7 separate regions of the Mus musculus genome follow, and all the other regions are linked to region 3. Evidence: chromatin loops called from intact Hi-C (ENCODE). Cell type or tissue: heart. All regions are shown on one strand.

Region 1 (4,000 bases), 460 kb before region 3:
GAACAAGACAACTTAGGGGAAAAAAAGAGGCTATTTGGGTTTATGTTTCCAGGGGGATAACTGTCCGCCGCAGAGCTGAGGCATGGGAGCTGGGGCTGGAAGCTGAGAGTGCATGGTCTGAACTGTGAGTAGGAAGCCGAGAGCATGAACCTGAAATTATGTGAGTTCTCTCCAGCTCTCCCCCTGTGACACACTTCTCCAGGAAGGCCACGTCTCCTAAGCTTTCCTGAAACAGTATTACCAAATGGGAACCAACTACTCGAATGCCCAAGCCTATAGGCGTACATCTCATTTAAATCACCACTCTTTGACCTCCACAGGCTTTGTGGCCATATCCTAATGCAAACTTCATCCAGTCCAGCTTCAAAGGCCCCCACAGTCTCTCAGTCTCAACAGTGTTCAGGAGTCCAAAGTGTCTTCTGAGACTCAAGGCAATGTCTTAACTGTAACGCCTTGCAAAATGAAAAAAAAAAAAAGCAAATGACATACTTCCAACATACAATAACACAGAATATATATTACCATTCCAAAGGGCTGTATGGGGACACAGTGAGGAAATCGTGTGAGTCTTGGATCAAGTAAGATTGAAACCCACCAAAGCCAACTCTAAAACCTAGGACTCCAGTGTGTCATGTCCACTTCTCTAGACTTTGCTTCTTGCAATCTACTTTTTTCTCTTGGGTTGGTTCCACTTCCTGCATGCAGCTCTCCCTGACAGATATACTACGGCTCTGGCCTTTCGGGGCCTCTTGGCTTCTCAGTGCTGCCAGGCAGGGCCTTTCCTGTCATACATTGCCTGGGGTTGGTGGCTCACTGAAACCGTGGAGAAAGATTTCATGATTCCTCCTTTTCTGTGACTTTAAAGCCAGAGCCACATGGCCAGTACCTCAAAGCTCGGCTACCAGCCTGTGGTAGGTCCCTGATCCTGTGCAATGTGTTGGCAGCAGCTTTGCTTACACTTGTTTTCCGGGAACAGAAAATGCCTTATGCTTCTCTTTTTCAGATTGGAAGCTTAGCTTTATTCCAGTGTATATGAGGCCTCTCCTGATGGTGTTCATCTGCAGTCTTTGAGAACCTCAGCCCTTCTTTCAGCACCCACCTTGCCTGTAGTGTCAATCTGGCCAGTGTCCTTCCCTTTCCAAACCACCTTTCACATTTCTTTCTGTCCGCTTGTTATTTTTTCATTTAGATCTGCATGACAGTAATTACTAATAAACAATAGCATCAATATTAGGCCATCTTGAGGTCTCCTCTGTCAATAGAATTAGCCCATTATTTTTGAACCTAGCCTCAGGCAGGCTCTGAAGACAAGGACAGAAAGCAAATTCATTCTTGTAGTCAAAATATCACAGGAACCATCTCTAGCTCAGTTGCTAGTTATCGTTCCCTTCTGAAATCTGTCAGGCTGCCACAGTCCCCATTTCCAATGGAAGTAATGTTTTCCAGGATGCTAAGATGCACAATTCATTTGAGAAGTCTGGAATCACCTCTGTGTCTTTGGGAATAACAGGGTTTTGGTTGGGAGTGGGCACAGAGAAGGGGGCAGGAATCGGGGTCGTTGTAACAGCTCAGGCTTGTTCCAGGTTCCTTCTCTGCCAAAGAGGGTGAAGCTTCAGACCTTGGCCAGCAGGCGGCGCCCAGGTCTACAGCTCTCTGTCTCCTGCTCTCAGGAAGCTGCAGCTTCTCAGGCTGCAAGGATTGGCGTTGGCGCCAGGAAACAGCCTGGGGACTGACTTGAGGAATCAAAGCATGGGATCCAGACTAGGCGTATGGGTTCCCATCACCCACTAAGCCCCACTGTAGGCCTAATCCTGGGGAGTTTATATGGTCCGGCTGACACTGATAATGGAGACTGACTCTGGCTTCCCCAGAAGTCTATAAAAGTGTCTACTGAGCAGCAGAGTGATAGTGCAGTCTGCAGAGCCTGGTCCCATTTTTCCAAGCCAGACCAGATGACCAGACATCAGGGTAGGAGCTGGCAAAGCTCATAATTGTCTTGGTGACACTTGGCTTTACTGGGATGGAGGGCCCTCCTGTCTCTTATCTCTGGAAGCGACACAGACCACTGTGGTATCTCAGTTGGGCTCCTAATCAGACCAGAGAGCAGTGTCGGGGAGCTCTGGTACTCAGTGCTGAATCCCCTTTTGGATGCTGATCGCTGCATCTGGATTCTCACCCTCTCCGTCCCAAGTGTTCCCAAGCTTTGGTCTCCATGTGGCAATAATTTCATTTAATCTTTGGGAGAGTCAAGAGGGCAGAGATCTGCCCTTGCACCCCAGTGAAGAGGGACAGGGTTTATTTTTTGTTTGTATTTAAAAAATATCTATTTTATTATTTTAAGTCAGGGGTGCGTGTGTGTGAGTGTGTGTATGTTTGTGTGTGCATGTATGTGTGAGAGTGCCTCTAGAGGCCAGGGTCATTGGCTGTTGGGTTCTAGACAGGTATGAGCTGCATGATGTGGGAACCAAACTCAGGACCTCTGCAAGAGCAGTGTGTGCTCTTAACCACTGAGCCATCTCTCCAGCCCTGGTATTTTATTTTATTTTGAGTCAGGGACTCACTCTGTAGCCTAGTCAAGGCAATCCTCCTGTCTCTGCCTCCTGAGTGCTGAGATTATTGGTATGAAGAGTAGTTTCCAGGGTTTCATTCCCTTTCCACCCTCTTCCTCTCTCTTTTGAAACTGGGTCCCACTGTGAGGTTCTGGCTGGCCTGGAACTCACTGTGTAGACCAGGCTGGCCTTGAACTCACAGAGACCTGCTTGATGCCTCTGAAGCACTGGGATTAAAGGTGTACATCACACTTGGTTAGCTGGGTGGGTTTCTGAGACCCCTGCTGCCCCTGGTCTAGGTCCTCAGATACAACTCTTCAATCTAGGGAATGATCGCCGAGGACAGAAGTCTTCCTTTTCCCCCTGGTTCTGGAACAAACATTTCAAACCAGGGCAGCCTATCATAGCCTAGTCATGGGTTCTACCCTGGATTCTGCTTGTCACAGTCATATATGGCACCTCTGAGTGGGTCTATCCTTTGTCCAGCTGCCTGCAGATCCCTTTAGTCTTATCAGTGTGGCACAGAGTAACACCTTGAAATCCCTTCTGTCTCCAGTCTTGCTGGGCCTTTCCTGGGGCTCCTTCTCTCCCTGCCCACCTGCTTGGACCCCCCCCCCCCCCACCGCAGGGCTCCCCTTCTAGGCATGCTTACTCCAAAGCAGGTGCTCCTCCTCCGTGCCCTGCTTTAACATGCAGGGAAGAACATTGGCTTGAGACAATCGGGCACAAGCTCAAAACCCTCCATGTCCTCTTCAGTGCCCTGGGCACTAAGGTTGACATCCAGGAGCAGCTAAGACTCAGCATCGGCCTGCTGGGAACTGGGCGTGTTGTTGACTCCAATTTTAGCACTCTGGAAGCTAAGATAGAGTTGTAAGTTGGAGACCAGCCTCAGCTTTACAGGAGATCCTGTCTAAACAAAATCCCACTCAAAATAAAAGTCTGGGGTAACACAAGGAGGTGGCAGAGCAAGTTGGGGCTCAGCATAGGGACTGCTATGATCAAGTTTAGATAAAGCTCTTGTCCTCTCTAGCCTCAGTTTTCCCATCTAGGATGTGGGGGTGAACCCTGCTCTCTGCCTCCTCGATTCTCTCAAAGATTAAATGCAATTATTGGCCCATAGAGACCATAGCTTGGGAACACTTGGGACAGAAAGGGTGAAATTCTACAGGCCATGGATCAGTGTCCAGTAGGGGATACAGCACCAAGTGTCTGCATGTGTGTGCAGAGACTGAAGGAATTGCACTGCTGACTTGTTGGGGGAGGGGCTGTGTTGTCAGAGCTGGTAATTAGGCTGCGGATTAGGGGACCCCACGTGACTATTGGTGCAAGTGCTTTTGTTGTGGTCTGAGTCTCCCTTAGCGCCACCCCAACCCCCACCCCTGGGATCAAAGGAAATGTACAGTTTTCTTTGCAGCACAGTGGGAGGGGGTCACCTGGAAGGGTCTGCGCCT
Region 2 (4,000 bases), 110 kb after region 3:
GTTTGACCCTGACCTGGACCTGGACCATCCGGTGAGCTTGTGTCCCAGAGCTGAGTCCTGTGGGGTGGGCACAGGTAGGGACTGACCCTGGTCTTTGGAGCAGGGAATGCCCAACTTCCTCCTGATGTGTGTTCCTTGGCCATCAGGGCTTCTCTGACCAGGCGTATCGCCAGCGCCGGAAGCTGATTGCAGAGATTGCCTTCCAATACAAGCAGTAAGGAGCCTGCCTGTGGGGCAGAGTCCCCAGACTGTAGAGAGAGGAGGAGAGGAGGGAGGAGGTGACTGGTTAGCTGTCACACAGCTTTACATGTCAGCTTGTCTGTCTCTGCTCTGTGCTTGGCATTATTCTTAGTCACAGCTAAGGAGACTGGGGCAGAGAGGCTAAGCAGCTGGTTTGGGTCAGTGTACCCAAACCAGTCCACTCCATACTCCAAAGGCCTCTGAACAGCTGATACAGCTTCAAACGAAGCCTCTCACCCCATCTTTCCTACTCTCCGAGATGGCGGGAGGGGGGTTGCCCTATTGACCACTGATCCCCTCCACAGGGGTGAGCCAATTCCCCACGTGGAATACACAAAGGAGGAAATTGCTACCTGGTAAGACCCTGCTGATGGTTGGGTTGGGCAGGGAGGGCTGGGCTTGAGAAGAGCCAGGGAGACGGTTCCCAGAATCCCTGTCTGTGAGGGCCATCTCTGGAAACTTTGGTACAATAGAAGAAGAGACTAAAGCCAGTTAGAAGAGGGGCTTCCAGTGGCCCAAAATAATCAGGTCATTCAGAGATGTCGCTATCGGCCCTTTCCCAGCCTCTGGGTTCCCTCAAACCACAGGAATGCCCTATGTATTGATGGGGGCCCACAGTTCAGGAGGATGGTGGAAGCAGGCAAAGCGTCCATGGGGTGGTCATGGGGAGAAGAACCCCAGCAGCTAGTAATTCCCTAAGCCCCTGTGGCCTACAGGAAGGAGGTATACGCCACGCTGAAGGGCCTCTATGCTACCCATGCCTGCCGGGAACACCTGGAGGCTTTCCAGCTTCTGGAACGGTACTGTGGCTACCGAGAGGACAGCATTCCACAGCTGGAGGATGTGTCTCACTTCTTGAAGGGTGAGATGCAGAGGAAGTAGGGCAGGGAGGGGCATCCCCTGTGCTATTTCTGATGCGAGGTCCCTTACAGAACGGACTGGCTTCCAGCTGCGACCCGTGGCCGGTCTACTGTCTGCCCGTGATTTTCTGGCCAGTCTGGCCTTCCGTGTGTTTCAGTGCACACAGTACATCCGTCATGCCTCCTCACCTATGCACTCACCCGAGCCGTGAGTATGCTGCCTAGGGCAGAGGACCCTGAACTTGTTGCCCAGTAATATCCGTGTGCAATGATGGCAGAGGTGTGGAGGTGCTAAAGTTTCCTTGTCTCCGGGGAAGGACAGAGAGCCTTCCCATTCCATCTTCCTTTTCTCGTGGCCTCACACAGAGACTGCTGCCACGAGCTGCTGGGACACGTACCCATGTTGGCTGACCGCACATTTGCCCAGTTCTCCCAGGTATGTTTAGGGCCTCAACGCAGAAACCAGAGGTTATTTGGTTGAGCCAGAGATTCAAAAGTTTTACTTGTTGGGGTACTCCTCCAGCTAGACAGTGTGTCTTCATGGATTCATGGGACTTGTAGGTAGCCAAACACCGAAGCAGAGACTGTTTCTGTAACAGGGAGGGACTAACTAGTAACACAAGTCCCAGGGGAAAGGGATTTTTGTGGGGTTTGATGCCACCTGCTGGTAATTCTGGGAACTGCAGGCCCTGAGCTCTTGGCTGACTTGGCGTGTGGTGAAGTGTATGTTGCAGGGTCCCCTGGAGAAGTAGCATCCAGTGCCCTTGCCTCAAGCACAATGTCAGAGCAGCGTCTTTTCATACTTTAGCCTCTTTCTCTACCCACAGGACATTGGACTTGCATCTCTGGGGGCTTCAGATGAAGAAATTGAAAAACTCTCCACGGTTCGTTTTCAGAGCCCTGGGGGGGGGGGGGGGGGGAAGTTCAGACCTTTCTTTCTGTCCCCAAGAACAGCCTTACCTGTTGTGGGTGCTACACACAGAGGGGCTATGCGCGGCACCAGGCATTTTAGGTGATCCTTATGATTATCTGGCAGGTGTACTGGTTCACTGTGGAGTTTGGGCTGTGTAAACAGAATGGGGAGCTGAAGGCTTACGGTGCAGGGCTGCTGTCTTCCTATGGAGAGCTCCTGGTGAGATTACCCTGCTCCCAGCCCCCAGCAAAGGAGATCAGGGCTGGAGGATCAGGGTGTGGAGGGCCCTGCTCTCATCAGAAGGGTCCTTGGCTCAGGTCTGAGATTCAGGCTGTTCTAGAGAGTGTATGCCTCTGGCCAGACCCCACTGTACAGTAGCCCAGAACCCTGCGGGAGGGGGGAGCCCCACACCCATGGCACCCATTTGCCTTGAGCGCTGCTTGGGTGTGATACCTGTGGCCTCTTTCTAGCACTCCCTGTCAGAGGAGCCCGAGGTCCGGGCCTTTGACCCAGACACAGCAGCCGTGCAGCCCTACCAAGATCAAACCTACCAGCCGGTGTACTTCGTGTCAGAGAGCTTCAGTGATGCCAAGGACAAGCTCAGGTGGGTGGAGCCATCAGGAGTCAGCCCTGCCCAGCTTCACCAGTGCAAGCCAGGCCTTGTCTTCACTTGAGAGCCCATTTAGTACACTCAGCAACACCCCCTTGTAACAAGAGTTCATGCTTGAGATTACCCTGCTCCTGGCCCCTCAGCAAAGGAGACCAGGGCTGGGGGGTGAGGGTATGGAGTGCCCTGCTCCCATCAGAAAGTCCGAGAAGAGAGAGACCAGCAGCATAGGGTCAAGGCAAAGTCAAGGTCAGGTCCAGGCCAGCTGTCTGTGCCTCAGCAGAGCCTGAGTCTCTCATTCTCAGCAGCACGGGCTGGAGTGGGATGGGGACAGATAAGAGAGAAAAAGAGGCAGAGTGGCAGGTAAGAGCTGCCACGAGGGCAAAGATTATAGAGGGAGTGGCAGCCCAAAGGCAGGAGACACAGTTATACAGGGGTCTGCAGAGGAGAAAGGAGACTGGTAGGTTGGTGCTTATCACTTCTCCCAGCCTGCTGTGCTCATCTGGCATGTCCACTCCAGTTTAGGGACTCTCTAGGGCACACAGTCACGGGGAGCTTCCCGAAGGAAGAAGCCCAGCTGAGAAACGGGGTGCTTTGCAGAGGCCTACCCACAAGAATCGCTGAGGCTTTAGTCTCCTGGGTGTCTAGAATGGGCTTTAGGGGTCTGGGAAACTCAGAAAAGCCATTTCCCCATTGCCCTTGGAGATTGCAGATCCTATCTGGAGCTACCTAACTCTAGCCTGCTTTCTCATGCCCATATCCAATCTCCTGTGATTGAAGGATTCATACTGGCTCCCCCCCCCCCCACACACAGGAACTATGCCTCTCGTATCCAGCGCCCATTCTCTGTGAAGTTTGACCCGTACACCCTGGCCATTGATGTACTGGACAGTCCTCACACCATCCGGCGCTCCTTAGAGGGGGTCCAGGATGAGCTGCACACCCTGACCCAAGCACTGAGTGCCATTAGCTAAATGCATAGGGTACCACCCACAGGTGCCAGGGGCCTTTCCCAAAGTTCCCAGCCCCTTCTCCAACCTTTCCTGGCCCAGAGGCTTTCCCATGTGTGTGGCTGGACCCTTTGATGGGCTGCTCTTGGTCCCCCTCCTCCACTGCTTCTCAACCACATCTTACTACTGCATGCGCTCCAGGATGGTCCTGCATTCCTCCTGCCCTTCATGCTGTATTCTACCCTGATTATTATCTCAATAAAGGAAGGAAAGGTCTCCAGGAGTGTTCCTGGCCTCTGTGTCACCACAATGATAGCTCCTAGCACTTGTATATGCCCTGGCTTCATTTGGAGGCTTCTCTCTGATCTCTTTCGTCCAATTCAGTCTCCTGGACACTCTAGACCAGACAGAAGTTACTGGTTTTATCTCC
Region 3 (4,000 bases):
CATATAGGGTACCTTCTGCTAGTTCTTTGTTTTGTTTCTGAAACACGTTTCCAAGGAGACCCTAAGCTCTATAGCCTGACTCATCCACAACCCCAGCCCACAACCCCAGCCCACAACCCCAGCCATTGGTTTGACACCCCAAAGACCGTGGCTTTCCTCCTCCTTGTGAGTTTCCTACCCTTCCTCTATACCACTGCATGGGGCTCTGTGGTTACCCAACTCCCAACCCTCACCCAGAGTGCAAAAAGGGTCATCTTCACACACTCAGCCTTTTCTTTTTTCCTTTAGTTGGGGTACAGACTTCTGACTTCTTTACAGAAGCCAGTGGACAATGCAGATGTCTTCCCTGACCATGTACTGCTACAAGTCCCTACACTTTGTGGGTAGTTTCAGAGGGTCATTCTTGTTGAGGAAACCTGTTCCCCAGCAGTGCCCACCAAAGTCCTACCTAGTGACCTCGGATCTGGGTACCCTGGAGCCTCTGCCTGGCGCTCTTGATCGTCAGTCAGTTCCAGGGCCCTGCACATAGGTCCACCCACTTCCTGTGTGACCATCGAGCCCTCCATTTCGACCACCTCCCCACTCCAAAGTGTCACTGTCATGTCGCTCAATAAATATGGGCAGCTATGGCCTGGCTGTCTCAACCCAGCACCACTCAGGGGTAGCCCCCAAGTGACCAGTATGCAGAATGACCTATAGTCATTGGCCAGGGTGCTAGGTCCATGCCAGGGCTAGCTTAGGTTTACAAAGTGTGTGGAAAGAGCTGGGGTCACCAGTACTGGTCCTCAGACTTGGCTGGGTGTGTGCTCTGCAGGAATGGGGAATTCCCTTCCTGCCAGTTCCAGAGCCTGTCTTAGAGCTGGCCCTGGGGTTGCCTGCTGCTCTGCTTTTCTTTTGCCTTTATTTCCTCCTCCTCTCCCCCCTCCTCCTCTTTCCCTCCTCCTCTCCCCCCCTCCTCCTCTTTCCCCTCCTCCTCTTCCGCCCTTCTCCTTCTCTCCTCTACCTTTTCTTCCCTCCTTTTCTTCCTCCCTCATCTTTCCTCTTGCTGGCAGTTGAGGGCTGTTTTCCCCATCTGGAAGCCATTCCTCAACTCTGCCTCCCGGCTGAGGCTGTGAGCCAGCCCAGTCCAGCCCTCTCCAGAAACCACTTCATCACTCAAGAGGGAGTCTCCCCCTCTCCCCACCAGCCCCCCCCCCCCCGTGTGTGTGTGTGTGTGTGTGTGTGTGTGTGTGTGTGAGAGAGAGAGAGAGAGAGAGAGAGAGAGAGAGAGAATGTGTGTGTGTAGAAAGGGTCTTAAGGCCCACATAGAGCAGAGAGAGGTTTGGCCAGACCTAACTGTGACCATTTTCTCCCTCCTCATTCTAAATGAAAATAAATGAATAAACTCGTAAACAGCTTGAATTGGCTTCCTGCAGCCAGCCGGCTCTTTCATTTCCTGTGTTGTGGAAGGCGGGGCAGGAAAGAGCAGGGAGGGAGCAGTGGGCACAGAGGTGTTGGGGTTGTTTCCATTCCCTCCCCCCTTTGCCCTTTATATGTACTTGTATGTGTTCTGACACACAGGCAGCACAGATCCATGGGACAGACAGATGCAGACAGCGCCCACCATACGCACAGGCACAAAGTGACACAAAGAGACTGTAACCACCAGGGGAGCTCCCAGTGACTCTGTGGTGACCGAGCTGGGCATACTATCCATGCTCAGGTAGAGGATCATGGGCTTAGCAAAGTGCAGAGCCAGCACTGGGCCGGGAGTAGCCTTGGGAGCACAGCTCTGTACAGGAGGAGTCTAGATGTGCCTTTTAGCCTAACCTGCACAACAGTACCGCACCAGGCCCTGAGTCTTGTTAGAGCTGTGGAATTGAAGCTTTGGAAAGCCTGGATGGGTTCTAATGCTCCCGAAATCCTTTGCCCACAAATCAAGTGCCAAGCGGGACATGGGAGGAGCTTGGGAATGCTGAGATGGGCTAAGCTGCGCAGGAGCTGGGCCTCTTGGCCCACCTGTTTACTGCCTTCAGCTTTACGGTCTTCTCGCTGACCTTGGTGCCCCCTGGTGGCCGATGTTATACTTGGGCGCAGGCCTCACATGCTGCCTTCTGCGTGCCCCTGCCTCCATTTTGTCTGTCCTACATGCTTCCCTCTAGCAAGGCACAAATTCTCTGGGATCACAGCCAACCAGCCCACAGTGCCCTTTTCACTAGGGCCTCCATCTGGGCTCTAAATCTCGGTTGTTTTTGTTTAGTGCTTATTCATGGCCAGCCTTGTCCCTGCCCTGCCTGGTGAGGTCTGAGCTGCCAGGTTCTACTTACTCCGTCACCCGGGCCCACCCAGGACTGGCTGGTCCCTGCAGCGGCTCTAGGATGTGACTCTGCCCCTGGTTCTGGAGACCACGGGTCATCAGCAAATGTACTGAGCACGAAGACAAGGTTGCAAAGGGTAGATTGGGTCTACCCAGGAAGCAAAGCTCAGGTTCCTGAGGGCTCCTGGATCCCCCCAGTCTCTCACAGGTAGAGTTTGGGAGGTCTGCAAACAGGGGCGCTGGGATGGACGGCGGAGGGGGACAGGAAATGCCTGGAATGGGAGGGTAGGTAAGAGAGCAAGGTCTCAGGAAGGAACGGCCCACATTCAGATGACTGGGAAAGCCTGGGTGAAACAGGAACAGGGTGGCCATGGGGAGGGCCCTGGGAGGGAGAATCTGGATTAGCCATTGAGGGTTGTGGGGGCACACTGAGGCACCCATATGGAGAACTGGATACGGCAGCAACAAGAGCTTTCTTCTTTGGGGTTGTGAAACGTCTCTTCAATGGCTAGGCAAGGACAGTGGATCTCTGACAAGGAAGCCCAGGTTGCAGAAACAGCTTTAGGGACTGCCTGGTCACTTTTGGTCTTCTAATGAGAAGTGGAATTCACCCAGTCCTGTCTCCAGACCTGGCTAGGTATCAGAACCAAGCCCTTCTGGGGTTTTTAGAGATAACCCCAGGGCAGAGAGGGCCAATTCTCTCTTTCAGGGGCCCTGCAGCACCCAGGTAGAGGTTTTTTTTTTTTTTTTTTTTTTGACTGGTCCAGGTAGGAGGGTCCTGATTGAGCAAGTGGAAGGTCCTGACTGTGTAAGTGGAGGGACTCACTGGTCTATATCCCCTGACCTTTGCTTCTTTCTGGATACTTCTGCTGGGGTCAGGCAGCTCCCTGGTCTTATTCCTCTCCAGCTCTTGTCCCCGTCTGAGGTCTGGGAGCCGGGGTCGTCTGGCAGCACATGGAACTTACCGCAGCCATGAGGCCATGGGCCTCCCTCACAGTGGCTATGGTGCTCAGAGCAGCTCCCAGGCTCAGGAGCCCCGCTAGGCTGATCCCCACATAGAAGGCTGTGGGAAGAGAAAGACAGAGGGTATGGAATCTAGCCTGGGGACTGGGCATAGAGGTTGGATCTGAAATCTATCTACTTTGGGAGTCACAGAGCTAGAACTGACCTTCGGGGAGGTCCCAAAAGGCACATATCTCTGGCTCAAAAGAAGGAATGTCCATAGCCCAATAGCCTGTCCTCCTGAGGCTGAGAAGGAAGGGGGAAGAGAAGGTAGCTAAGAGACAGTACTCTTTCCCCCATTCCTCCTGTCCTCCCTGCCTCACAGACTATCTTTAAGGACATCCCCATACTCTAGTGACAGGTGACAGTGTAGGCTGTACCTTATCAGTGCAGGCCCAGGCCCCAGGCTTCCTGCCTAAGGGAGGCCTAGTGCCTTGGAAGGCAGGGACTGGGGCTACCCATCCCCCATTCAGGGGCCTCAGTTTTCCACTTTTTCCTACTGGGTGGTGACCTTCCTAGATTCCTTGCATTCCTCTTATTAAAGTGGCCTTGTTCTTGTGGAAGTGAGGCACCCTGGCAGGTTGGGTCCTAGCTGCACATTTTCTGCCCTCTGTATATGGTATTCCCTGCCAAGCCCCACAGGCCCACCTGAGTGGGCCCCAGGAGATCCCTGCCCTGAACACATAGATCTGGGCCCTGCCA
Region 4 (4,000 bases), 78 kb before region 3:
AACATACACCCACAAGGGGGTCAGAAGTTCTGAGTCTCTCTCATTGCAGAAGTGGTTATAATAAAGGAATAGTTTACAGTTGGATGCAGATGAGACCTTTGTCATTTAGATCCTTGCCCAGAACAAGCTGCAGGACAGCATCTAGGATAAATCTTGGAAAAGGTCACTGTCTGCCACACATATATCCCCCCTGAGCCTTACTATTCCCGTCAGTCTGAAAGTGTTCCCTGTAGCTGGGCACGGTGGTACATACTGTATTTCCAGTTCACGGAACACATGGAATGACTTAAGTTGACGAATAGCCTGCATTGTAGAAACCTGTCTGGAGGAAAGAAAAAAAAAGTATTTTCCACTACTTGATTCCCTGGTCAGCCAGCTGTGAGGACTCCAGGACCCTTCTCTCCCCCTCCCATAGGTGCCTGGATCCTGACCAGTGCCCTCCACGTGGGCCTGGCCCGCCATGTTGGACAAGCTGTACGTGATCACTCTCTGGCTAGCACATCCACCAAGATCCGTGTAGTGGCCATCGGAATGGCCTCTCTGGATCGAATCCTTCACCGTCAACTTCTAGATGGTGTCCACCAAAAGGTTAGTGACAGGTTCACAGGACCACAGCTGATAGGGTTTAGTGAGCTTGGGTGGGTAGAGGAAGCCATAGGCAGGCCGAAGAATTGTGCCACTCCGAGAGGCCCTGAAACTATTGAGAGGTGAGAGGTGGGAGGATGGGCTGCAGTGGGAAGATGTGGGTTCCATGGGCCCAAAACTTCCCACCAGGTGGCAGCATCTCTCAGGAATAAGAGTGGCAACCTGCTGTACTCCCTATGGAAAGCCAGACCTATAACGCTCTAGGCCCAGCCTGGCTGGACGGCTGTCCTCAAGTCCCAGAAAGCCCTGGCCAGGTGGCTTTGGCTCTCTGGTATTCATACACACCCCCCCCACCCTGTGGTCTGTGTAAGGCAGAACCAATGAGAAGCCCAGGAGGCCCCACTGAGGTGAAGTCTGGACCCCAGCCCAGAAGAGTCTGGAAGGTGGAGCTTGCAAAGCCCTGGCCCCAGCTGTTTCCATGGTTCACTCATTCCAGGGAGGCCCCCTGGCCCAGCGGTCCAGCCTCCCTCTGCCTGAGGGGTGGGAACTCTGAGGCCTTGCTGAAGCCTCTCCCAGGGCCCCAGCATGGCGTGCACAGCACAGCAAGGCCCAGCCCAAGCTGCTCCTGAGGTCTCTGCCTCCCCCTCTCTCCTTGGCACAGGAGGATACTCCCATCCACTACCCAGCAGATGAGGGCAACATTCAGGGACCCCTCTGCCCCCTGGACAGCAATCTCTCCCACTTCATCCTTGTGGAGTCAGGCGCCCTTGGGAGTGGGAACGACGGGCTGACAGAGCTGCAGCTGAGCCTGGAGAAGCACATCTCTCAGCAGAGGACAGGTTATGGGGGTAAGGCTTGCTCTAGCTGCCCATCTACAGCATCTTGGGGATGTAGACATGGAGATGTGGCACACACCAGTAAGAACTTTATAGAGAGAGCGGGAAAAGGCCTTCCAGGAAGTGGGGGAGGGTCCTGCATGCCTGAGTGTACAAGGCCAGGGAAGAAGAGCTGTTGGTGTGGGATGGAAGAGTGACACAGCTGGGCAGTGTGACCTTGGCTAGGCAGCAGCTACCTCCTGGGCAGACGACAGGGCAGTTGCCACTGTTTTAAATGGTGCTGCTCTGGCTGCAGACTCTGATAGCCAATAGTCTTCCCAGAGGTGCAGTCCCCTTTACTGCCACCAGGGAGCAGAATTGCCTGAGGGAATGGGTATATCTGTGGCTAATGGTGGGTGTGAAAGAGAGATACTAGGACAATATTAAGGGACAAAAAAATATTTATAAGCTACAATGTCATTGCTTAGAAATTTTTGGTAAAGCCAGTGCACTTTAACAGTGGAAACAGATCTGTGTTTGATACCACAAAGGTCTCAATAGAACCACTGCAGATTGGGTCTGATCCCACCAGCTTTTGACCGTTTGTTGGCCTGGTGTGTCTCTTACAATGCAGAGCAACTCTGTCCTATGCTTATAGAGTGACTACCTAGCCACAGTGTATCTGCTTTTGGGCTGTGGCAGGTACAACTAGGCTTCTTTTCTCTTAAGTTACTTTGTGTTTAATGCCAGCTCTGGACAGTGCAGATGTAAGGTGTGGGCCCACAGCTCAGGGATTTGATACACTATTTGGGTTTGGGTTCACCCTTGGGGGGGAAAAGCCACTGTGGGCTGGGGATGTAGCTCAGTTAGTAGAGTGCTTGCCTTTTGTGCACAATGCTCTGGGATTAATCCCCAGCACAGAATAAACCAGGCTCTGTGGCACATGCCTGTAACTCTAGCACTCTAGAGATGCAAGCAGGGGATCACCCTAAACTATATTTCAAAATTAAGACTAGACTTGGGGCAGGGGAGATGGCTCAGCGGTTAAGAGCACTGACTGCTCTTCTAGAGGTCCTGAGTTCAATTCCCAGCAACCACATGGTGGCTCACAACCATCTGTAACAGGATCTGATGCCCTCTTCTGGTGTGTCTGAAGACAGCTACAGTGTACTCATATACATTAAATAAATAAATAAATAAATAAAATTTGTTTTTAAAGACTAGATTAGGGGAAAAAAAAGCTTTTGCCAGGCCAGGCCAGGGCGTGCAGAAACATGGCACCCAAGGATGCCTGAAGTTGGAGTTGGAGATGGTCCTGAGTTCTCACATTCTGAGCATCAAATGGCCTCATGGCTGCTCTGCCCACAGGCACCAGCTGCATCCAGATACCTGTCCTTTGCCTGTTGGTCAATGGTGACCCCAACACCCTAGAGGTAAGGGCAGAAAGAAAAGAACTCCCCCTCCCCTGGCTGGAGCCCTGAAGGATATGGTAGTTTCTCAGGGCATCTACAGGGTGGTGTGGAGGGCTAAGGCACCTCCTAAGCATTCATCTGGGTGTCACCTTCTTTGCCTCCCCCAGAGGATTTCCAGGGCAGTGGAGCAGGCTGCCCCATGGCTGATCCTGGCAGGTTCTGGTGGCATTGCTGATGTACTCGCTGCCCTGGTGAGCCAGCCTCATCTCCTGGTGCCCCAGGTGGCTGAGAAGCAGTTCAGAGAGAAATTCCCCAGCGAGTGTTTCTCTTGGGAAGCCATTGTACACTGGACAGAGCTGGTATGTGCTGCTGGGGCTGCCTCTGTCCTCCCAGCCTCCCCTGGGTGGGGATGCTCTTTCTGAAAGTCCTGTGGGCCTAGCCTATGACCTCTCTTCCTATATACCTCAGAATTATCCAGGTCCTTGTGTAGCAGAGAGACCAGACAACTAGCCTGGTAGGCAGTTCTGAGCTAGGTTTGTGGGTCAGCAGGGGCAAAGTGGTCCATCTGAGGACTCTTCCAGGACATATTCAGATCTCAAGGCTTCTTCCTGGTCTTAGTTACAGAACATTGCTGCACACCCCCACCTGCTCACAGTATATGACTTCGAGCAGGAGGGTTCGGAGGACCTGGACACTGTCATCCTCAAGGCACTTGTGAAAGGTGAGCCAAGTAGACCTGCCCTCAGAGGCTGCAGACTTAGCAGTGTTCACAGGGGATACCTGTCAGCCCTTCCCAGGTAGGAGAGATGACTTACAAATTCATGAAGTGTTCAGTTCAGTAGCTTATAATCTAGCCTCAGGGCATTGTAACCATCCCCAGTTCTGGAAATTTTCTATTAACCCCACCCCCACCCCACCCCACACACATCCAATTGCCTTAGCAATAACTTCACCTTGTCCTCAGGTAATAGTCCCCTGTTTTCTGTCTAAGAATGTGGGCTTTAGGGCCAGTTTACATAAATGGAATTACAGTCCATGTTATTTGTACCCAGCTTCCTTCTTGAAGCACTCTGCCCACAGACCCATCCCCTTGGAAGTCTGTGCCCGGAAGTCCTCCCTTTTTATGGCTGAGTTCTGATGTCTACTGTGTAGATGTTCCATAGGTCTGTACATTCATCCACTGGTGGA
Region 5 (4,000 bases), 460 kb before region 3:
AAACTCCATTTATGGCGGGATCCTGAGCAGTCACTCCACCTCTCTGGCCTTGCTTCCTTCGCAGGGATGTTTCAGGACTAAGGGGTTCAACTGCCATTCTAGAAGTCTCGTGGTCTAGGGACACAGCTCAGTTGTTACAGTGCTTGCCTAGCTTACACGTCGTCCCCAGCACTACATAAACCAGGCAGGTGATGTGTATCTGAAACCCAGCAAATAGGAGATGGAGGCAGAGGGATCAGAACTAAGAGGCCATCCTTGGCGACATATTGAGTTTGAAGCCAGCCTGGTCCGTCCACTAGAAGCCTGTCTCAAAATAAAGTTTTGGCAACTCCCTTTACTCCTGAGGCGCTCTCTTCTCTCTCTTCTCTCTCTCTCTCTCTCTCTCTCTCTCTCTCTCTCTCTCTCTCTCTGTGTGTGTGTGTGTGTGTGCGCGTGTGCGTGCAGGGTGAAGACCCTCCTTTCTGTGAGCTCTTACTATCCTCTAGTCTCTTCAGCAGGTCCTGGGCTCCCCTGACACTGTAGCTATTGGAAGCTAGGCCAAAGGTAGGTGGCTTGGAGGGACCTAGAGATCCTGTGAGTGCACCTCGTGGGCAGGAGGTTCTGATTGTGTGTCCTGCTAGCACCAACAAGAAAGGGGAATGGGGGAAGAGAATGCAGGAGTACAAAGATCTACGTTTTTATTTCCTTGGCGAAGTGGGCCGCTGGACCCGGGGAGCAGGCGTTGAACACGGTCTGTGGAAAGAGGGAAGAAGGCTGGGAGCTTGGGGCTGGCCCAGTGTTTGAATTCGGTTCGCACCAGCCCTTTAGACTCCCTCATGCCCGAGACGGCCATCAGGATCCGGGGATGCCCAGTGGTCTTGGACTTCTAGAACACTGGGTCCTGGGCTCAGTCAAGTCATGCAACTGGGCGCGGGCTCCCCGCCTCCAAACCGCGGCGGCGGCGGCGAGGCGGCCGCCGCACGTGTCTGGGGGCGGCTCCTGCCTGCGGCTGTTCCTTGTTCGTAGTCTCCCTCTGCAGGGCCTGCCCTGCCCCTCCCACCCATTCCTGGGGAGTGAGGACCCCCAGCCCGGACCCCGAGTACAAGGCAGGCCCTGTAATCGGAGCCTGGGCCGCATGTGGCCGCGTCACCGGAGAGAGGCCGGCACCTGCGGAGGACGTGTCTGGCAGCGGCCCCAAGAACAGCCCGTCCTGGGGGCGGGGCGAGCCGAGCGCGGGAACTGGTGCGGGAGGGCGTTCGCCCTGCGCCCGCCTGGGGCCCCGCCAAGTGCGCGCAGGGAGCTGCTTACTGCTGGGGCGGCGGGGTTCTTCTGTAACCGCACACACCCCTCGGAGCCTCCAGTCCAACCAACAGGGCAGGAGTTGGAGACTTGGGGGACTACGGGGGGGGGGACATTCCAGGGGCTCCCGCCATCGCAAACAGAGTCAAACTCCATCCAGGGCTTGGTCCAAGTGTTAGTTAAGAGACCAGTGACTCTGACTGCTGAGTGATCTCAGGCAGGGTGCTGAATCTCTCTGAGCCTTTGTCTTTGCCCTGTTCTCTCTCTCCAGGGTGTTAGATTAAAGCAGGATCAAATCAGATGCTGGTCAGAGCCCACAGTAGGCACAAGATGGAGACACTTTTGGATTTCTTGAAGGTGCATCATTATCAGGAAGGCAGCTGGACCCCTGTCACCCATATGAAGAGACCCCAGAAGGGCTGTGGGAGGACTGTTCTCTGTCCATGACCCTCCAGGAGTCTCCAGAGGCAAGAAAGTGTGTCACCCAGCCCTTCGGCCTTCTCCCTCTAGTCCTGACCCTGGGACTGCATTCTCCACCTTCCTTGATGGATGGGTGACATGTGGCTCAGGGTTTCATGGAAAATTCTTCAAGGCCTTAATTTATCTGATATGACAGCTCAGGGTCTTAGAATCTGAGAAGGCAGCTTTAAGAGCCAGAGGGGAGACAAGTCTCAACTCTACACTTGGTTACTCCGGGAAGGCCCCAGAACCTGGGGCTCTGGGTCAGGGGTGGGGATGACCAGGAGAGCCATCCACGCAGGCAAGAAAGGGAGGCATGAGGCAGCCAAGAAACTGGTGATGTTCAAGTCGGCCACCAGGGGGCAGCATGAAGCCAAGGACAGGCCTCCTAGACTCGGACTCTGTTCTGGCCAGGGGCTGGAAGACCCTGAACACCCGGCTTCCTTGGGGGTGCTTGGAGTCCCCGTAGCTGACCAGCTATGCGGGTTGTTGTGAGTGCGATCCGGGGACGTTCTGGGAAACTAAACTGACTTAGCTGCTCCAGGCTCCTCTAAGAATGAAAAGGCAGGAGGGCTGGGGCCAATAGGCTTCCTGTGTTACGATTCACTAATCAAATCTCGGAGTTGGTTCGAAGAGCTGGAGGGTGTAGGTTAAGCTGGCCTTAATCGCCTAGGAGCCACAGCAAGGTTTTAATATAGGCAGCCCGTTTCCTCCTCGCAACAGACTGCTGAAGTGTCCGCCTGCCTACTGTTGTGTTTTAGCTTCAGTCAGTAACTGCGCCGTGGATTTTAGCGATTTAGGACACAAAATTTATTTATCTATCTATCTATTCATTCATTCGTTTGTTTTCGGCCCTGGGGATGGAACCCAGAGCCAGCGTTCATACTTGAGAAGTATCTCAAGTGCCATACCACTGAGTCACCTCCAGCTTTCAAATTTTATCTCGTAGTCCAATCACTGGCAGCGTGGCTGTGCCCGAGTCTTGCCACAGCCCTCATTCTGTTCCTCATTCGGCCAGTCAGGTGGGCACATAGAAAAAGAGCTCCTATGGCTGTAATGTAATTGGGTGCACACAGAAATATCGCCAACAATTGGTGGCAGAAATGGTCTTTGGATGTGTGGTCTTTCTGGGAGCTCTGGGAGAGGCAAGAGGTGAAGTACCCATTCTGCCCAAGGGTATGGGGGAAGATTTCGGGAGAGACTCATTTGCTAACCAGGTCCAAGGTCGAGGTCCCACGGCTTATACCCCTTCACACCACACAAGAAAGAAGTCAGGAAACTTGCGTCTGATGAGCCAGGGCACCAGACCAGCGCTCCATCCCCCAACTCTCCGCAGCAACACAGTTAAAAAAAATGTTCTTGTTTCCTTTGGATGTATTTTTAATGTCAAAAATAGAAGACGATTCTTGTAGCCAGACAAATGTTTACTTACCTACAGGTCCCTTGGGTTGGAGGGCTAGATGGGGAACTTAACCCTGCTTCTGGAAGCAGTGTGCTTACCAGGTCTGTTGATGCTAGCTAGCATTGATGGAACTTCACCGTTACAGACTTGTGGAGGGCTCACTTTAACCTGTGTGGAGACGGACAAACAAGCAGATGAAACGGGAATATGAAAGGAGAAAGCAAGTGATGCAAGCATCCTGGGGTAGGGATGCCCAGTGAGGCAGCCTGCAGCACAGATGATCTATCTGGCTGTCTAGACTGCTTCTCCCAACAAATAGGGCCCAGTAGCTCCACACCCCAGGGAGCACGTTCAGTCAGTCCTCTCAGCAGCTTTGGCCTAGGTTGTGGGCAGGGTGGACCTTCTCTAGCCTCGACAGCTGCAGCCTGGATATTTGGACTGTTGGGGAGACCCTGGAGGCCAGGTGGTCACAAATAAGTGTGGAGTGTGGTCCTGTGACCAGGGTCTCTGAAGAGGCCCATGTGGCTTTGACACAGGGACAGAACAAAGCCCTGCCTCCTTCCTGCCCTGGGCTAGTGGATTTTAGCTTTTAGTGAATGAGGGGTTCATGAGGCCCCTTGAAAGCCCTCATTAGTTTTATTTTACTCAAGAAAATTACTGTGACATACCAATGCCCTGAGAGATTTGTAATATGGTGTACCGAGAAAAAGAAATCCTTACAGGTCACAGGCTCTGGTCTCTCCACCAGAGCAGCTTCCAAACCCCGTCTCTCACCTGTTCCAGGACAGTCTGGCCCCTGGCTTCAGGGTTTGACTTGACTCCCGGGTTGGCCCAACTTACCTAACCCTGTAAATAGGGTTC
Region 6 (4,000 bases), 130 kb before region 3:
TTGACAGACCCTGACCTTGATGTTGTGTGAGTGATCTTGGTGCCCTGGTCAGAAGTGACCTGGAGTCACATACTGGAACAAAGAAGGAATATCCTGGGTCCCTGCAGCCATGGTTCATGGCTCAGGAGATCTGATGGCCCAAAACCCACTCAACTCTGTGGTTCTCTTCTTGAGGACCCCTCCCTCTCACTAAGAGCCAGTCAGGCTGGAGACCCCAGAGCAGCCACAGGTCTCTTCCTGAATCAGGAACCTCAGCCTCCTGAGATCCTGCCTCAGTGCCAGGCACCCTCCGGAGTTCTACTGCTGTTGCCCAAGTGACTTGGACCAAGAAAAGCCTCTGATGACAAAACAAGATGGTCACATTCACTTCAGTGCAGCCTCAGCAACACACAGCCTCAGGCAGTGCCCATCAATGGGACTGTTCTTCTGGGTCACAGGCAAGTCTCGATCTCTTGACAGATGTCTGCACCACCGACCATAAGACAGAGGACCTCAGGATCATGTGGGACAGTGTCCTTGTCAGTTTTACGGTGTGACCACGCACATGGATGGGGCTTCCTTAGAAGAGTACAAGAGAGTACAGTAAGCAAGGCACAGGATGAGGGACATGCATATATGGCTACAGGGATGGGGGGAGGGAGGGAGAGAGAGAGAGAGAGGTGTGTGAAGGGCAAGGATGGGGAGGGACAGGATGTAGAGGGTCACACATGTCAAAGGAGATGTACCAGACACACAGTTTCCCTGACCACCCATCGCAGAAACACTACCCATGTGCCACTATCCTTCAAGTCCAACCCCAAGCCACACTCTGCAGAGCCACCGATACCTTAGGGAGCCAACCAGGCCACACCCACAGCTCTACTGCCCCTCCACTCACAGGCCAGACCCAGTGAAATCTATTAGTCACTAGGGATTGCTGGGCTCCCTAGCTATCAGCCACTGTCCTGTGCCAGACCCCCACCCCGTGGCTGCTGCCTCATCCCAGGCCTTCTGCTCTCACCAGCCACCCACCCCAGCCATAGCTCATCCACTAGGGCCCTGGCAGGGTTGCTTCTGGGGGACCAAGAACTCACTGGACTGAGGAAGTAAGGTCCTTCCCACCCTTAATCTCAGCTTACTCTCAAGGGCTGAACATGGCAGCTGGTATGGTGGCACTAAAGCAGACAGAAGGAACCTGGCAGAGCCCTCAGGAGGAGGAATAGGAGCAGCAATGGGCATGCCTAGGCCACTTGCTAGAAGTCAGTGGCCAAATGCCTAGGCTCCAAATGACACCCTCAGACACAAACTCCTAGGGACTAGAGGAAGGCCAAGAGTAGCTGAAGGCCCTTTTGTCACCCCAGCAGGCTCAAGATATATGCAGTACTTGGGGTCACTGCCTTGGGGCAGAACCATAAACTTCAAAGGCCCTGAAGCCCACATGCCTATGTATGGAAAGGCTGATAGCACTGAGTGTCATGGCCCTGGAAGGACCCTGGCCCAGCTGGCACATGACAGACACTGAACCCTGGGTTTTCTGTCATCACAGTGGGGCAAGACCCAGAGCGGTCTCAGGAAGCCATCCCACTTCCCCCGCCTCTGCCTGGCCAGGACACACTTCATTTCCTGAGCCTCTTCCTCGGCTACCACACTCAGCTCTGACCTGTGCCCTCCCCTGGGAAAGCCAAGTATCCTTTGGGAGCTCTTTCCTGGCGTTGAGCTGAGGCTGAGGCCACGCTACACATCAGTGCCTCCTCCCTGACTCTGAGGCTCTGGGGACTTCCAAAAGCTTGCCAGCCCTACCCTCTATAGGGCCACTACCCCTAGCCACCAAGCCTTCAAAGTGAGGAATGTACTAGGTGTGGAGAGAATGACTGTTCTCCCAGGGCAGGAGTGAGGCAGTGACAATAATAATTACCATGGGCAGAGTTCCTTCAGGCTGAGTGTCCTCATCCTACATGGGGGCTCTGGCCACAGGGCCCCATAGCCAGTGGACTAAATGATACTCACCCAGTACTCAGACTTCTGTGGAATTCCCTGGACCTAACTAAACACTGCCCTGCACACAGAGGACAGCTGCACCTGGCTAGGCTACACTAGCTCTGGGAAGCTTTTGGAGACAGGTGGCAATTGGTATCATGTTTTCACTTCACAGTGCCTTCTGGTAATGCTGCGGCTTTAGAAGGAAAGGCATTAGCCTAAAGCTACTTGCCAGACCTGGCTCCACCCCTTTTCAAGGGCCCATAAGGAACTCAGCCTTTGGTACACCTCGGCTGTCATCCTAAATGGCTCCACCCAGAAAGTACCAACTGTGTGTGTACCATGCAGGCTCTACAGATGCAACAACCGACAACATAGACACCGAATACTGTGGGGGAAGGGGTGTACTAACAAATAACACAATGGGAAAAACACAAGATGAGGTCACAGTGACTAGTGGCTCAGGAAGGGCTAGGTCACCACGAATGATAGGCCAGAGACAACAAGGGAGGTCATGTGAGTGGTGGGCCAGGAAGCCTCATGGGGCAGCAATGTTGAAGCTGTGTCATTAGAGCTGGAGACAGGTGATCCAGGTAGAATTAACTGCATGTGCCAAGGCCCTGGACATCTAGAGACCAGAGTAGCAACAAGTGTGATGGGTGAGGACACCCTTTCATAACAGAGTCAGAAGGAAGGAGATTCTCACAGGCTAATAAAATACAGAGAAGTTTGGTGGGCACTGCAGATGGCTGCTGTCCAATGAAGTACCATCAGCCACTATGTGTGCGGGGTGTTGGGATACATTGGAGAGCATGTTGCAGTGGCTGTCTTTTAGAACCCCCAAGGCCTGCCCTATGCCACATTCCTCAGACCCCTCCAGCACCCCTGCCTACACCTGTTACCTTGGGCTCAGCCAATGGCCACCAAGCTCCTTTCCTTCAGGGAGCCCCCTCATTTTTTTTTCTTCCTGTCTCTTGAATACCCAGAGCCAGAAGTTGACAGAACAAGAATGGGGCATGCGCTGAAGCAAAGGAAAGGGTCCAGACATGAAGATGAGGCAGGAATGCCAGCATGTCCACCACATGTGGGAGCTCTCCATAATACCCCCTTGTATATAAGTGGGAACTGCTATTTTGCTGCCTTTGGTCTGGGATAGCCTTCTGCACAAGACCTGGCTTTCCTTGGGCTGAGGATTGAGTCTCCTCTCCAGACCACTGATCCCCAGGCTCAAGGACCCAGCCTTCCTGTTGCAGACCAGTTTTGGCCAGAGGACAGTGTTTGCCAGGCAGCAGAGACTCTGACCCTGACCATGGAACAGAGGAAGGCATACAACTGGGATAGGAACCTTGGGCTCTCATCAACCCCATTCTCCAAGCCAAGTTAATGAACATATGCTGTTAAAATAAAAACCTTTGAGGTTAAGACCATGGCTCAGGATATAAAGCACTTGCTACACAAGGATGAGGACCTAAGTTCAAACCCTGAGGACCCATGTAAAAATTCAGGTATGGCTATGCATGCCTATAACCCTAGAACTGGGGAGGCATAGACAGGTGGGATCCTGGAGCCCCCTGGTCCGCTGATCAAGATGAATGGACGAGCTTTCAGTTCTTAAGACATCCTGTCTCAAAAAAATAAGGTGTGGAGTGATAGAGGAACACACTGATTTCAACCTCTGGTCTCCACGCACACACATGTGTACAGCCCTATGTACACGCACATACGCTGCAAACAAAATAAAAATAAAAACCTTTGGTGGTTTCTCTGTCCTTCAAGCCATGCTTCCTATAGTACAGTGGTATCTGCTCATTGGGAACCTCCAAGTCCCCATTTAGAAGCTTCCCAGACCATTGCTCAAACCTGTTTGGGGACATGACTCACAGTCATGATGCGTGTGTCTTCCTCCATGACCCTCTCTCCCCACTGCAGGTATGTCTCCTTGGTTGATGACTTTAAGTGTTTACTGGACATATATTGGGGTAGAAACTGAACAAGTAACCATCCTCAGCCCTTCACAGATCTCGTGGGGAACTAGGAATATGAT
Region 7 (4,000 bases), 61 kb before region 3:
GGGGGTGGGGGTGGGTTGTGCAGATTATGCTCATTCACTACCATCAGGGGCACAAGGCTGAACACAGCTAAGAGCCCAGTCCCTCTGGGTAGTTTCATCAGTGACAAATGTAAATGACCATGGCAAACCTTCACGGCAGTCCTCACTGGAGTGGGGAAGGCAAGGTGAGGCTGCCAGAGATGCAGTCCTGTAGTTGGCTGCCCAGGACTGTTTGGACAGAACTCTTTGAGTGGGGCCCGGAAAAAGCCACACAATTCAAGAAATATTCCAAACGTTTATTATTCATCCTAAACACTGGGGCACAAAGGCCTTCGAGGTCCCCTGACCCACAATTCCCACAGTCTCTGCCAGAGCGGCTGCACACATCCCCCTACCACAGACAGCCCACACCTTCCCACTTGGACTAGCAGGTGAGGGGTAGAGTGATAGCACTGCAGTCAAACTGAGGGTCCTCTCTCAGACCCCGGCCCCCCAGGGTTACCGTCCCTGTTCCGGAAGTGGTCTCTGCTCCGCTTCTTGCTGCCATGGAAACCAACAGCCTTCACACCTATGGGGCCTGATGAGGACTCAGGATGGGCAGCTTCTGAAGGTACCACCACCTCTGGCTGTCCCTGGTGGCCACTCCATTCCTCAGCCTCAGGTCCAGCGAGATGGGCTAGCTCCACAGCGGCCTCACCCCCCGCACCTGACCCAACCCCCTTCTTTAGGACCCTCTTCCTCTCAGCCCTAGCCTCACTGTCCCTCACTGGTTTGGTGAAGACCACTCTTCCCTCCCCACAGCTAGAGGGGTCCTGGTTGAAAGAAGGCACATAGTCTGTGTGGGACACCTGGCTTCGAGAGCTCAGGAAGGCCAGGGCAGCATCACGATTGCTCTGCTCACTGGCTTCAGACACATCCTCCAGACTGTATTTGGTCCAACGCTCAGGGTGTGACACATAGTCAGGGACTGGGAGTACCCTAGTCGGGCCAGTGTTCCCATGCACTCTGCTCAGGCCCCTTGCTGGAGTCTGACTTGGGGGAGTCACGGGCCGCCTGAAGCTGCCATTGTCACTCACACTGGTTTGGGGAGCAGAGCACGGTGCCTGCCGGGCTGCACTCTCCAGACAATCAAAGATGCTGTGGCTGCGCTGGGAGAAGGTAGAACTCATGCCTCGGAGGTGGAATGGCTGCACTGCAGTGGTGAGGGTGCCCGTGGGGGGCGATGGAGGGTCCTCAGGGCCGGAGTCCTCCTGGCCCTCCTCCGAAAGCCTCTCTGGGGACAACACTTGGACCTCCACACCACTAGGTAAGCTAAGGTCCGAGTCCGAGTCGCTGAGGGAGACGGTGTCAGAAGGCAGGGTGTCATCCTCGGTGGGTTCATCAGCCTCCAGGCCAGCCTCTGTCTCCGCCATACGACCTGACACCCGTCCCACCTGTAGCGAAGCAGTCCCAGTTCCGCCGTGAGGGGTGTATTTAAGGCCTCATCCCTCCCCGTCCTCCCAGGCTCCCGTCTTTCACCTCCACTATGTGTCAAGTGCCTCTACTCACAGCCGGACGGGAGGCCTCGCGAAGCTGGGTGGTTAAAGGGTATCCTAGCGCGCACAGATACAGGAGCTGCAGGTTAGGTGGGGTTAAGGAGAGAGTCAACCATGAGATCATAACAGTGTGGACATACAATAGATGAGCACTGGGAGATGCTGGTGACAGGAGATCTCCATCAGCTGCTTGTCCCATCACGGGCTCTCAGTAAAGCGCAGCCTCTCTAGGTACAAGCGCCACCCGGGTCCGGACGAAGGGCTGGCAGAAACAGGCACGGGAATGCCCTGGCCGCGGCCTTAGGGAGGCCAGTGCTCACCGTTCCAGCGTCCGTACACGCCTCAATACCCTGCCGCCTTTCTCGCAGCGTCCCGCCAGTTCCCCGGGATTCGGTCCTGTCCAGTCTCGCTCGGGTTCCTGGGAAACCGAGTCTCGGGCGATCAGATTTTCGTGGCTTCAGCGCCCGAGAAACTACAACTCCCAGAAGGCAATGGGTTCCCGCCTAATGTCAGCCGGGACTTGTAACCTTAACAAGCGTGCCAACCCGGAGCGCACACGGAAACCCACCCAGAAATGACGAAAAAGGAAAAGGCGGAGCCACGGTTCCCACAATACTCCAGGGCTAACTGCCAATCGCAAAGGGTTGAGGCCTGCAGCTTCGCCTGTCGGAAGCCGTCCCGGCCGGGTCCGACACAAGGAGGAAGTGCGTCACCACGCACTGTGAGCGCCAACCAGTTTCCTAGACATTTCCGGCCCTGGGCGGAAGTGGTGTGGGTCTTGTGCTTTGTTGGCTTTCTGGAGTGAGGCGGGGCCAAGGTCCTGGTTGGCTCTTGGCATGAAGAGACGTAGTGGTCCCTGGGGTGGGTTGGTTGGGGCTTCAGAGATTCGAAGCCGCTATCCTGGGCTCTGCCTGTCTGTGCTTCCTGACGCAGGAACGGACACTTTAGTTGCAGGACGCCGCCCCTACTAGTCAAGGCCACACATAATCCTCCTCCAGGCGTGGGGCTGTTTTCTTGTATCCTTAGGGATCAGAGTCTGAGACACCATGGGGCTGCTGCATGCGCCTCTCCTTTCCTATGTTTCTGAAGCTGTGCAGCAGGCCTCCAACAGCTTTGGCCTGGTGCCCATGGACCTCATAACATAGGATATAAAGGGCTCCTCAGACCAGAAACCAACCAAGCACGGAACAGGTTGCATAGGCGTGGGAGGTAGAGGTGGCGGAGACCTAGAATGTCCTAGTACAAGCTTGGGGTTCACCGACAAATAAGCCTACTGGGAGGCTGCTAGAAGCTGGGCCATGAATCTTGGCTAGGGCGTCTCTCCTCTAGTGGCCAATTAACTATGCCAGCAGCCTGGGGGAGGGGCGCAGACAGGAGACAAAGGGAAAGAGACAGTGGTGGTTGCCCCTGGCGTCCGGGAGGTTGCTTAGCCTGATCCTCAGTTCACAGGGGTAAGTGAACTGCCATCTTGCCTTTTACTTATTGAGACACAAGCCAGAGCCACCCAGCTCCGTGGAATCTTTTCTTGAGATGGATGGGGTAATGGGCTAACCTTTACTGTCTTGTCCCTGAAAAGGAGGGTGTTCTTGCAGCTTATCTCCATCATTCTGTGCTGAATTTCCCTGCTTAGGTGGCTCCTCCTACCCGACTCAGCCTGACCTGTCATGTCCAACAGATGAGTGGAAATGAGGTCAAGGCTGGCGTAAAGTCAGCATTGAGCTCCCAGTATAAGGAGGTACAAATGAGGGAGGACCCATATGGAGTGCTCCCAGGGTCCCAGCCCTCCCCACCCACTGTGTTCCACAGCCTCTATTGGACCTGCTCACCCTGTGCCTGGCAAAGTTCAGAGCTGATGAGCCAGGTCTCTGACACCGCTAGCACAGGAAGAGGTCTGGCAGTCCCATTAGCATGCCTGATTTTTTTCCTCCTTTATTAAATGACTGTTTCAAGATTTAATTACAGTTGAAGGTGACACGTTAGAAAGAATAAGTGCATTGAAGGCATAAGAGGGCTTACAAACCCAGCTCTTGAAATGGAGGCAGGAAAGGAACAAAGATTAAAAAGATGTGAGCAATGTGACCCACAGTGGGTTGAGTGGGTGGGCATGGCCCTCTAGCTAGGCTACAAAGCCTCTGGGCAAGTAGCTGTAGAGGAGGTTTGGCTCAGCAGGCAGAACTCTCCAGGGGTCCCAGACGTACAGGGCCCTGCAAGCCAGGGCCAGCTCCACCCCTACATCCCACATATGCCACCCATGTGTGATGTCAGCTCCCAAAAGGTAACAGGAAAAGTTCAGGACAAAAAAAAAAACTAAAACAAAAACAAAACAAAACAAAACAAAAAACTCAAAAGTAAAAAGACTAAGTGTAGCAGAGTGATACAGAAATATTATATACACAGGCCATGTCCCCCAAGGTGGCCTCTGGTCACTCCAGGGATCCTCTGGTGCAATGCAAAGGGCCTCAGTACACGGAGCTGTTCCGGATGCC

Evidence for each region. Hi-C counts contacts between places; a loop is a spot of excess contacts. Peaks named below come from ENCODE experiments on the same cell type or tissue, not always from the same donor. Only the 100,000 strongest peaks of a DNase experiment are listed, where the experiment ranks them.
Region 1: a loop joins it to region 3, with 2.3 times the contacts of the local background. A loop is called at or near these places in 10 of 42 quality-filtered maps.
Region 2: it touches region 3 in a loop (5-fold over the local background); 9 of 42 quality-filtered maps call a loop at or near these places.
Region 4: it touches region 3 in a loop (9-fold over the local background); 22 of 42 quality-filtered maps call a loop at or near these places.
Region 5: it touches region 3 in a loop (2.6-fold over the local background); 10 of 42 quality-filtered maps call a loop at or near these places.
Region 6: it touches region 3 in a loop (4-fold over the local background); 12 of 42 quality-filtered maps call a loop at or near these places.
Region 7: it touches region 3 in a loop (5-fold over the local background); 28 of 42 quality-filtered maps call a loop at or near these places.

What each region holds. Positions count from the first base shown.
Region 1 is chr7:143,467,795-143,471,794 of GRCm38, reverse strand. No RefSeq gene overlaps it. Among named protein-coding and RNA genes, the nearest start is that of Gm33663, 3.3 kb to the right of the region's middle. In heart, a CTCF peak has its summit at 1,631 (motif pointing right); a DNase peak (open chromatin) is centred at 1,684; H3K4me3 peaks cover 278 bases; H3K27ac peaks cover 1,136 bases.
Region 2 is chr7:142,892,625-142,896,624 of GRCm38, reverse strand. It overlaps Th (tyrosine hydroxylase), which reads left to right. Exons shown (of 13, transcript NM_009377.2): 4 at 1-31; 5 at 147-214; 6 at 546-596; 7 at 957-1,102; 8 at 1,173-1,308; 9 at 1,467-1,536; 10 at 1,928-1,984; 11 at 2,137-2,232; 12 at 2,484-2,617; 13 at 3,435-3,846. The coding sequence ends at 3,594. Among named protein-coding and RNA genes, the nearest start is that of Th, 5.4 kb to the left of the region's middle. In heart, a CTCF peak has its summit at 1,774 (motif pointing left); DNase peaks (open chromatin) are centred at 984 and 1,764; H3K27ac peaks cover 202 bases; H3K27me3 peaks cover 2,242 bases.
Region 3 is chr7:143,006,267-143,010,266 of GRCm38, reverse strand. It overlaps Tspan32 (tetraspanin 32), which reads right to left. Exons shown (of 8, transcript NM_020286.3): 2 at 3,262-3,359. Among named protein-coding and RNA genes, the nearest start is that of Tspan32, 2.6 kb to the right of the region's middle. In heart, CTCF peaks have their summits at 667, 1,852 and 2,054 (motif pointing left); DNase peaks (open chromatin) are centred at 706, 1,106, 1,516, 2,036 and 1 weaker place; H3K4me3 peaks cover 2,513 bases; H3K27ac peaks cover 4,000 bases.
Region 4 is chr7:143,084,289-143,088,288 of GRCm38, reverse strand. It overlaps Trpm5 (transient receptor potential cation channel, subfamily M, member 5), which reads left to right. Exons shown (of 25, transcript NM_020277.2): 4 at 416-588; 5 at 1,247-1,433; 6 at 2,769-2,833; 7 at 2,980-3,171; 8 at 3,431-3,533. Among named protein-coding and RNA genes, the nearest start is that of Trpm5, 8.4 kb to the left of the region's middle. In heart, CTCF peaks have their summits at 773 (motif pointing right) and 1,746 (motif pointing right); DNase peaks (open chromatin) are centred at 1,008 and 1,678; H3K27ac peaks cover 871 bases; H3K27me3 peaks cover 544 bases.
Region 5 is chr7:143,462,181-143,466,180 of GRCm38, reverse strand. Gm33663 (a long non-coding RNA gene) reads left to right here. Exons shown (of 3, transcript XR_378640.3): 2 at 498-543; 3 at 1,550-2,846. Among named protein-coding and RNA genes, the nearest start is that of Gm33663, 2.3 kb to the left of the region's middle. In heart, a CTCF peak has its summit at 2,092 (motif pointing right); DNase peaks (open chromatin) are centred at 1,170 and 2,090; H3K4me3 peaks cover 1,600 bases; H3K27ac peaks cover 3,400 bases.
Region 6 is chr7:143,134,406-143,138,405 of GRCm38, reverse strand. The region is part of intron 1 of Kcnq1 (potassium voltage-gated channel, subfamily Q, member 1); the gene reads right to left. Gm28821 (a long non-coding RNA gene) reads left to right here. Exons shown (of 3, transcript XR_003946687.1): 2 at 460-582; 3 at 2,943-3,412. Among named protein-coding and RNA genes, the nearest start is that of Gm28821, 4.2 kb to the left of the region's middle. In heart, no CTCF peak of the experiment used is centred here; a DNase peak (open chromatin) is centred at 1,655; H3K27ac peaks cover 991 bases.
Region 7 is chr7:143,067,348-143,071,347 of GRCm38, reverse strand. Cd81 (CD81 antigen) reads right to left here. Exons shown (of 8, transcript NM_133655.2): 8 at 3,418-4,000. The coding sequence ends at 3,974. Tssc4 (tumor-suppressing subchromosomal transferable fragment 4) reads right to left here and starts at 1,980. Exons shown (of 3, transcript NM_020285.2): 1 at 1,835-1,980; 2 at 1,498-1,593; 3 at 261-1,412. The coding sequence starts at 1,391. The coding sequence ends at 438. In heart, no CTCF peak of the experiment used is centred here; DNase peaks (open chromatin) are centred at 457, 1,087, 2,187 and 3,227; H3K4me3 peaks cover 2,921 bases; H3K27ac peaks cover 2,802 bases.